2 separate regions of the Homo sapiens genome follow, and region 1 is linked to region 2. A link is an interaction called in ENCODE POLR2A ChIA-PET data of the cell type or tissue named here. Cell type or tissue: Panc1. All regions are shown on one strand. Links, peaks and the distances in the headings refer to the core of each region. The heading gives the core; the rest is flanking DNA.

Evidence for each region. ChIA-PET counts read pairs that join two places held together with the same protein. Peaks named below come from ENCODE experiments on the same cell type or tissue, not always from the same donor. Only the 100,000 strongest peaks of a DNase experiment are listed, where the experiment ranks them.
Region 1: POLR2A ChIA-PET joins it to region 2 with 10 read pairs; 3 of 35 experiments call an interaction of 5 or more read pairs at or near these places.

What each region holds. Positions count from the first base shown.
Region 1 is chr19:4,914,046-4,916,545 of GRCh38, forward strand. The region is part of intron 2 of UHRF1 (ubiquitin like with PHD and ring finger domains 1); the gene reads left to right. It also overlaps a transcript of ARRDC5 not described here. Among named protein-coding and RNA genes, the nearest start is that of UHRF1, 5.8 kb to the left of the region's middle. RefSeq lists an enhancer at 1,214-1,263. In Panc1, for the core only: no CTCF peak of the experiment used is centred there; a DNase peak (open chromatin) is centred at 1,266; H3K27ac peaks cover 1,686 bases.
Region 2 is chr19:5,592,938-5,598,118 of GRCh38, forward strand. SAFB2 (scaffold attachment factor B2) reads right to left here. Exons shown (of 21, transcript NM_014649.3): 14 at 2,424-2,560; 15 at 954-1,241. Among named protein-coding and RNA genes, the nearest start is that of SAFB2, 27 kb to the right of the region's middle. In Panc1, for the core only: no CTCF peak of the experiment used is centred there; no DNase peak of the experiment used is centred there.

The DNA.
Region 1 (2,500 bases), core at 1-2,500, 680 kb before region 2:
CTCAGGTGATTCACACCCCCCTCCCCCACCTTGGCCTCCCAAAGTGCTGGGATTAGAGGTGTGAACCGTCGCATCCGGCCCCCATGCAGTAGCTTTTAAGAGATCGTGTCGTTGCTTCTGTCTTCCGGGCCACAGAGAGGTGATGCAGTTTCCCCACTTGCATGGCTGGGAAAGTGAGCTGGCAGCAGGGAGGTTTGGACAGTGGCGGGAAGGCGGGACAGAGGCACACAGCAGCACCTCCCAGAGCGTGAAGTCTGCAGGCACCCAGGCTAACGTGATAGAAAGCAACACAGTTCCCGGTGGGCACAAATGGGCAGTTGTCCTTATAGAATGTTCTAGAGTGTTCACAGTCTTTTTTTTTCCCTGTTTAAAGAAACCTGGCCTAGCAGCCCAAGGTCTGCAGTGAAGTTGATGGAGACCCCAGAGCAGAACAGAGTTGGGTCTGTCTCGGAATATGGAGGATCTCGTGGTGGTCTCACTTGGGCTGAATAGGGTGACAGTGATGTCACTTGATGGGCGGGAACGCAGGGAGCTGATCGAGGGCAGTGACTTTGGGCAGACGGCCCAGCCTAGGCAACGGGAGAGGCATCTGCGGCCCCCACCCCTCAATCTTTTTTTTTTTTTTGGCTGCACATCAAAATAACAATAGCTGTCTTTTGCGGCACCTTTAACCTGCTCGGGTACAACGCTCTGCACTGTACATAATCTTTTCAGCATCCCTGGCCCGCGACTCGCCAGCTCCCACATCATCTTATTTTAGATAGGGCTAATACCCACCACGCTGCAGCGCAGTGCGAATTCAATGAGGTTGTGGATTTGAAGGGCGGAGTGAGCCCTGTGCCAGGCTCACAATGAAAGCGAAATCAATCTCTTAGCACAGGGCCTGTCCCGCTCTGCACTGTGGATGTTTGGGGCCAGGTCATCCTCTGGCTGGGACCGTCCTGGGCACTGCAGGGTGCGGAGCAGCGTCCCTGGCCTCCACCCACTCCATGCCAGAGCATCCTGCCCTACCAGTCATGACAACCACAAATATTCCCAGAGACTTCCATGCCTCAAAGGCAGGATTAAGGTCAGTCTGATGCCTCAGTTGAAATGGTGGCCCAGGAATGGCCTTGCAAGAGTCACTTGTCACAGTGATGCCTCAGGTGTCCCCACTGGACGGCCCCCTTGCAGAGACCTGCCCTTCTGTCTGCGGGAGGGAGGGTCCCCACCACCAGCTCCCACCCACTGCGGCATCCCTCCCCCAGGATGGCTCCCTGGTAGAGGGCGCGGCCTCTGTTAGGGTGACTCACCACTGCTGTTGTGGCCCCGAAGCAGCTGTAGACAATCTGTAAACCGGTGGGCGTGGCTTTGTTCCAATAAAACTTGATTTATAAAAACAGGTATGGCGGGGCCCAGTGGCTCATGATTGTAATCCCGGTGCTTTGGGAGGCCAAGGCAGGCGGATCACCTGAGGTCAGGAGTTCTAGAACAGCGTGCCAACATGGTGAAACCCCGTCTCTACTAAAAATACAAAAATTAGCCAGACGTGGTGGCGCATGTCTGTAGTTCCACTTAGGAGGCTGAGGCAGGAGAATCGCTTGAACCTGGGAGGTGGGAGGTTGCAGTGAGCTGAGATCCCACCACTGCACTCCAGCCTGGGCGACAGAGCAAGACTCCGTCTCAAAAAAAAAGCAAAACAAAAAACAAAACCAAAACAAAAGAGGTGCAGGCCAGAATTGTCCCCGTGGACATAGTTGGTCAATTAGATTGCATACTTTAATCCAGCCTCAGTTGGTGTGTCTGGGTTTTCTGGCTAGGAAGAATGCTGCTGTGGAATGTGCTGGAACAGATCCTTACGTGCGCTGTGTTGGAGTCTTTCCAGGTCAGGGGTTCTCAAACGGATTTCAGGACCCTTTACATCATCCAGAATGATCCAATAGCCCCAGGAGCCTGTGTCTGTGTGGATTATGTCTGCCGGCTGTTAGTGTGTTAGAAGTTGAGGCCAGGCATGGTAGCTCACACCTGTAATCCCAGCACTTTGGGAGGCTGAGGCGAGGATCGCTTGAGGTTGGGAGTTTGAGACCAGCCTGGGCCATGTAGCAAGACCCCGTCTCTACAAAAAATGAAAATTAGCCGGGCATGGTGGCGCATGCCTGTAGTCCTAGCTACTCGGGAGGCCAAGGTGGGAAGATCACTTGAGCCTGAAAGGTTGAGGCTGCAGTGAACCAAGATTGTACCACTGCATTCCAGCCTGGGAGACAGAGCGAGACTTTGTCTCAAAAAAAAAAAAAACCAAATAAATTGAAAGCTGAGAAATTCAGAGCACAAGAAGACAAGCGCGCCCCCTCTTTTAGCTGTCAACATGGCGGAGCCGTCCCTGGTGACGCAGCCTCCAAAGGCCTCCCTGTGCCCTCCTGAGACCGCAAGAGGGAAAGTGGCAGCGACAGTGATCGTGGTGTCTTTGTGGCGGTTGTGTTGACCTCACTGACCCCCGAAGTGCCGCTCTAGGGTCTGTCCT
Region 2 (5,181 bases), core at 1,100-3,599:
GAGGAAAAAAGGAGGAGGTGGAGGTGGGGAGGGGAGCTCTCTCCCCAGACCCAGTATCGTTTAAAATGTCCTGCAGGGCTAATCTCTAAACATTCGATCATCATTGCTTTGATCTGATAAATTAAAACCGCCATTAACAGCCGAGAGGCACACTTGTGTTCTCATCCAACAGTCCCAAAAGGAGCACTGCTGTGAGCTCATTGTCTCGTGAGGCTGTTATTACCTTGATCCCCCCTCATGAGCAACTGAAAAGAAATATTTGATTCTTCTGGAATAGCATTCGAGTTGCCACACTTTTACTTTCCCTGCCTTCCACGGGAGCCTGAATCTCCCTCTGAGTTTCTTGCAAAAGCAAAGAGAATTAGATGGGGTGATAGTGAACTACACACAGCTCTGGACGGCATCCAATTATCTTCTTCCTGATTTTTACCAGAAAACTAGGCTCACGGAGAGCGGGGTGAAGGGTGACTGTCAATTAAGCCGCCTGGGGTAGCTAGAGACCAATAAACCTACTTTCTAAATCAGAGGCAATTTCCTTTTCCACAGCGCCTGCTCTGCCTCTCTGTCTACAAGGACACATGAGACCGGCAGAGTCAGCGGTGGCCAACTTGGGCCTAACGGGCGTTCGGTTGTCTCGCAAGACAGAGAACAGCTATGCTCCACGGGTAAGTGGAGAGGAAAAGCATCACAAACCCTTCAGCAAGTGGCAGCCATCAAGTTTCCCAGAATAACTCAAGTTCAGGAAGATGCTACACAGCCTCCGGTGAGGACAGCGAACTAATAAACCTGCAGCAGCGCAGTGAGATCGGCGGGGGGTCCCCAAGGCGCATGCTCCATATCAAATTTCATTCTCCCCACCGACAGGGACGGAAGGGAAGCCGCTGTTCTGCTGGAAGGGTGAACACCGCTGCCACGCTGGTCTCCGTCCTGCCCACGCTCTGGGCGGGACTCACCGGTCCAGGTCGTAGGGCCTCCGCCCGGGCCGCCGCTCCTGCTCGTAACGCAGCTGCTCCTGCTGGCGCCGCAGCTCCTCGCGCTCGCGGTGGATGCGCTCCTGCTCCTTCCTGCGCTCACGCTCCACGCGCATGCGCTCGCGCTCCAGCCGCTCCCGCTCCATGCGCTCCCGCTCCAGCCGCTGGCGCTGGCACTCGAGCTGCAGGCGTTCCCGCTGTAGCCGGGCCTTCTCCTTCCGCTCATGGAAGGCCTCGAGGCGTTGCTCCCGCTCCCGCTGCTCGCGCTCCCTGCGGGGACAGGTGAGGCTGCCCTGAACTCCCTGCGTGAGCCTCCAAGGAGAAAGCCCGGTGCCCAAAACTGGGTGTGTATTGGAAGCAGAAAAAAAAAATGGATCCAAAAGCTCACCGGGCTTCCCTAAAGCTGCGCGTGCAGGGGGTTACCTTACTTAACAAAGCTACCTTAAGAAAAGCAAAGGCAGCACAGCTGGCAACATTTCTAGGTTTGCTCGAGAACATTTTCCAAATGCTGTGAGCACAGCTTTTGCTTTACTGAGCAATATTTGAGGAAAAGTGACAAGAGAACGCCGGGCATCCCGACATGAAAAGGCCGAATGTCAAGGCAGAGGGACAAGCCTCCTTCAAGACCACAGCCCAGAAGGGAGCCGCGGCAAAATGACAACTGGACTCTGCTTGCAGTTTCTGACCTTAGGTGAAAGGTTTCAACAGGGAAGACAGGCCTCAGCACCCAGGCACCATCCCATCCCATCAAAGCCACACACGGCTGGGCCTTCCACACGGGCCAAGGTCCAACATCAGAGGAGGGGCGAAAATAGACTTTGAGCCAGCAGAAGGCTCAGCCTGTAATCCAGCACTTAGGGAGGCTGACGCAGGAGGATCGCTTGGGCCCAGCAGTTATCAGCCTGGCAACATAGCCAAACCCCATATACTGTAAAGGGCTTTGATGACTTCTTTTTAAGAGACAGGGTCTCACTCTGTCACCCAGTCTGCAGTGCACTGTTGTGATCACAGCTCACTGCAGCCTTGAGCTTCTGGGCTCCAGCAATCCTCCCACCTCAACCTCCTGAGTAGCTGGGACTACAAGTGCACGCCACCATGCCCAGCTAATTTTTAAATATTTTGTAGAGGTGGGGTCTCGCTACATTGCCTAGGATGGTCTTGAACTCCTGGCTTCAGGGGATCCTCTGGCCCTGGCATCCCAAAGTGCTCGGATTACAGGTGTGAGCCACTGCACCTGGCCCTTTGATGACTTTCATGCCACCTGGCATGTCTGGCGGCTCACGTGTGAACAGGTGCTGGCCCCTGCCTCGAGGACCCAGGTTAAGCACGACACCCGCCAGCCCAGGCACTGGCTCTCGGGCACACAGACTGCGCACTCCAAGTACAGCTGGGAGAAGGACAGCCACCCCGAGAGGAAACCACCAGCCCACAGCCTCACCCAGCTCCACTCACCGCCGCCTCTCCGTTTCGCGGATCTCCCGTTCCCGCTGCCTCTGGCGCTCTCTCTCCCTTTGTTCTTTGATTTTATCAAACGACAAGATGTCTCTCTTTTCTTTGCTTTCTGACTTGCGATCCTGACTCTTGGAGCTCTGTTTACCAAAACTGGTTTATTAATGTCAGGAAAATGATTGCAACAAACAAACAATGGAGATTATGCACGTGTGCATGAGACTAAGATTCTCTGGCCCCACATGGTGTAGATGGAAGGCTGTGGTCTCCAGACCAGAGGCCCAGGCATAGGCTGCTTCCCTCCAAGTTTGCATTTTACTGCCTAATCCAGAATCCTGCTTTCAGATGTCAAGGGGCATTCATGGAAGAGAAGAGGTTGGCCCACGCCTCAGAAAACCTACAGGCACAGTTCTTCTAGCATAGCACAGCCAAGGACTCACATAATCCAAAGCAAACCTAGGCCTCTCAGAGCCACGGGCACATCCGCACAGGGCCACTGTGGCCATTAGTTCAGAGGGGACAGCAGTCAGGCCAGCTGTTTGGACAGCTGGAGGGCAGACTACATGTTTCACATCTCAACTGCTGGCTCAGGACTCAGGCAGACAGCTCTAAATAGAATATGCCAGGCCGGGCGCAGTGGCTCACACCTGTAATCCCAGCATTTCAGGAGGCCAAGGTGGGCGGATCACAACATCAGGAGTTCGAGACCAGCCTGACCAACATGGTGAAACCCCGTCTCAACTAAAAATACAAAAATTAGCTAGGCGTGGTGGCGCATGCCTGTAATCCCAGCTACTTAAGAGGCTGAAGCAGAAGAATCGCTTGAACCTGGGAAGCAGAGGTGGCAGTGAGCTGAGATTGCGCCACTGTACTCCAGCCTGGGTGACAGAGCGGGACTCCGTCTCAAATAAATAAAGAGAATATGCCAAAATGCTTTAATGCAAAACAGTGCTCCTAATAAGGTACAGAACACTAATAGCCAACTTCCGTAATTTATTTTTTGTAGGTTTTTTGGGTTTGAGACCCAGTCTTGTTCTGTTGTCCAGCCTGGAGTACAGTGGCTCAGTCACAGCTCACTGCAGGATCAAGTGATCCTCCCACCTCAGCCTCCTCAGTAGCTGAGACCACAGGTGCACACCACCATGCCTGACTAATTTTTCTATTTTTGTAGAGACAGGGTTTCGCCCTATTGTCCAGGCTGGTCTCAAACTCCTGAGCTCAAGTGATCTGCTGCTTCATCCTCCCAAAGTGCCGGGATTACAGGTGTGAGCCACCGCACCCAGCCTACATTCATCATTTTCTATCTGTGGCATAAAGCTCAGAGCTGTAACAACTGACTCCCATTTCCAAGGTTCTCCAGGGCCCCTCACCCAAACTGGCTACACATCAGACCCTCCCAGGAAGCTTTTAAACAACACAGAACCTGAGGCCTCCTGCTGATCCACACAGAATCTCTGGGGCAGGGGCCTGGGAAATGACATTTTTAAAAAGCTACTCAGTTTATTTCCCTAATTAGCCCCCATAGGAGAGAAAGAGCGAGCAATGAAAAACAAACCAACCCAACAGAAAGACAGGCAAAGGTCAAGATGAGACATTACACCAATTATTAATAAAATGCAGGCTGGGGAGAAAGGGGCACACAGACACAGGAGAGACACACATCACCCAGCACTTTGATGGCAAGCTTTGCCTACGAGACGGGCAGATGTCTTACACACACTGCAGTAGAATAAGGTGACAGATGCCCACATACCACCGCACAGTGGGCAGCACAGCAGGCAACAGTGTCAGCACGGGACTCCTGGGTTCTCAGGCCAGCTTAGCCACTTACTAGCGACCTGGCAGGTGCAACACACCCAGGAGATTTAAGTCCCCTCCACAACCTTTCTGAACAGCACTTTATTTCAAAATTTAAACGTTAAAAGAGGCTGGGAGTGGTGGCGCACACCTCTAATCCAGCAAGTTTGGAAGATCAAGGCGAGAGAATCACTTGAAGCCAGGCTAAGCAACAAAGTGAGACACTCCCACCCTTTATTTTTTTTAATAGGTAAATATCATGCATAAAATAAAAAATATATGTAAAAGCGAAAAGAAAAAAAAGCAAAAAGGAAAAAAGCCAAACCGTATGTGTCTGTATGTAGAGACCTCCAAGGCATATTACACAGAAAGTGCAAGCTCCAGCACATCCTCTGTCTGTGGTCCCATGGCAGGCACAGGGGACGTGTGTGCAGAGGAAGCCGAGGAGCCCAACTGGACACACGGAGGCTTTAGTATGCCCGTGCTGCATCTCCTCAAGCTGACCAGATGTTCTAATCATGCATGTGTCATCACTACTTGTTTTCAACATCACAGTTACATGGGGGTAAGAGTATGGGTCTTTTTCAATGTTCTACTCTACATTTCTCTGTATCTTATGATTTTCATGTGAAAAATGACATTAGGAACTGATACTTTATAAAATCCAAATGTTCATTTTAAAAACTAAGTCTTGGTTGGGCACGGTGGCTCAAGCCTGTAATCCCAGCACTTTGGGAGGCTGAGGCGGGTGGATCACTTGAGGTCAGGAGTTCGAGACCAGCCTGGCCAACGTGGCAAAATCCCGTCTCTACTAAAAGTAAAAAAATTAGCCTGGTGTGGTGATGTGTGCCTGTTGCCTGTAATCCCAGCTACTCGAGAGGCTGAGGCAGGAGTCGCTTGAACCCAGGAGGCAGTGGTTGCAGTGAGCAGAGATCACGCCACTGCACTCCAGCCTGAGTGACAC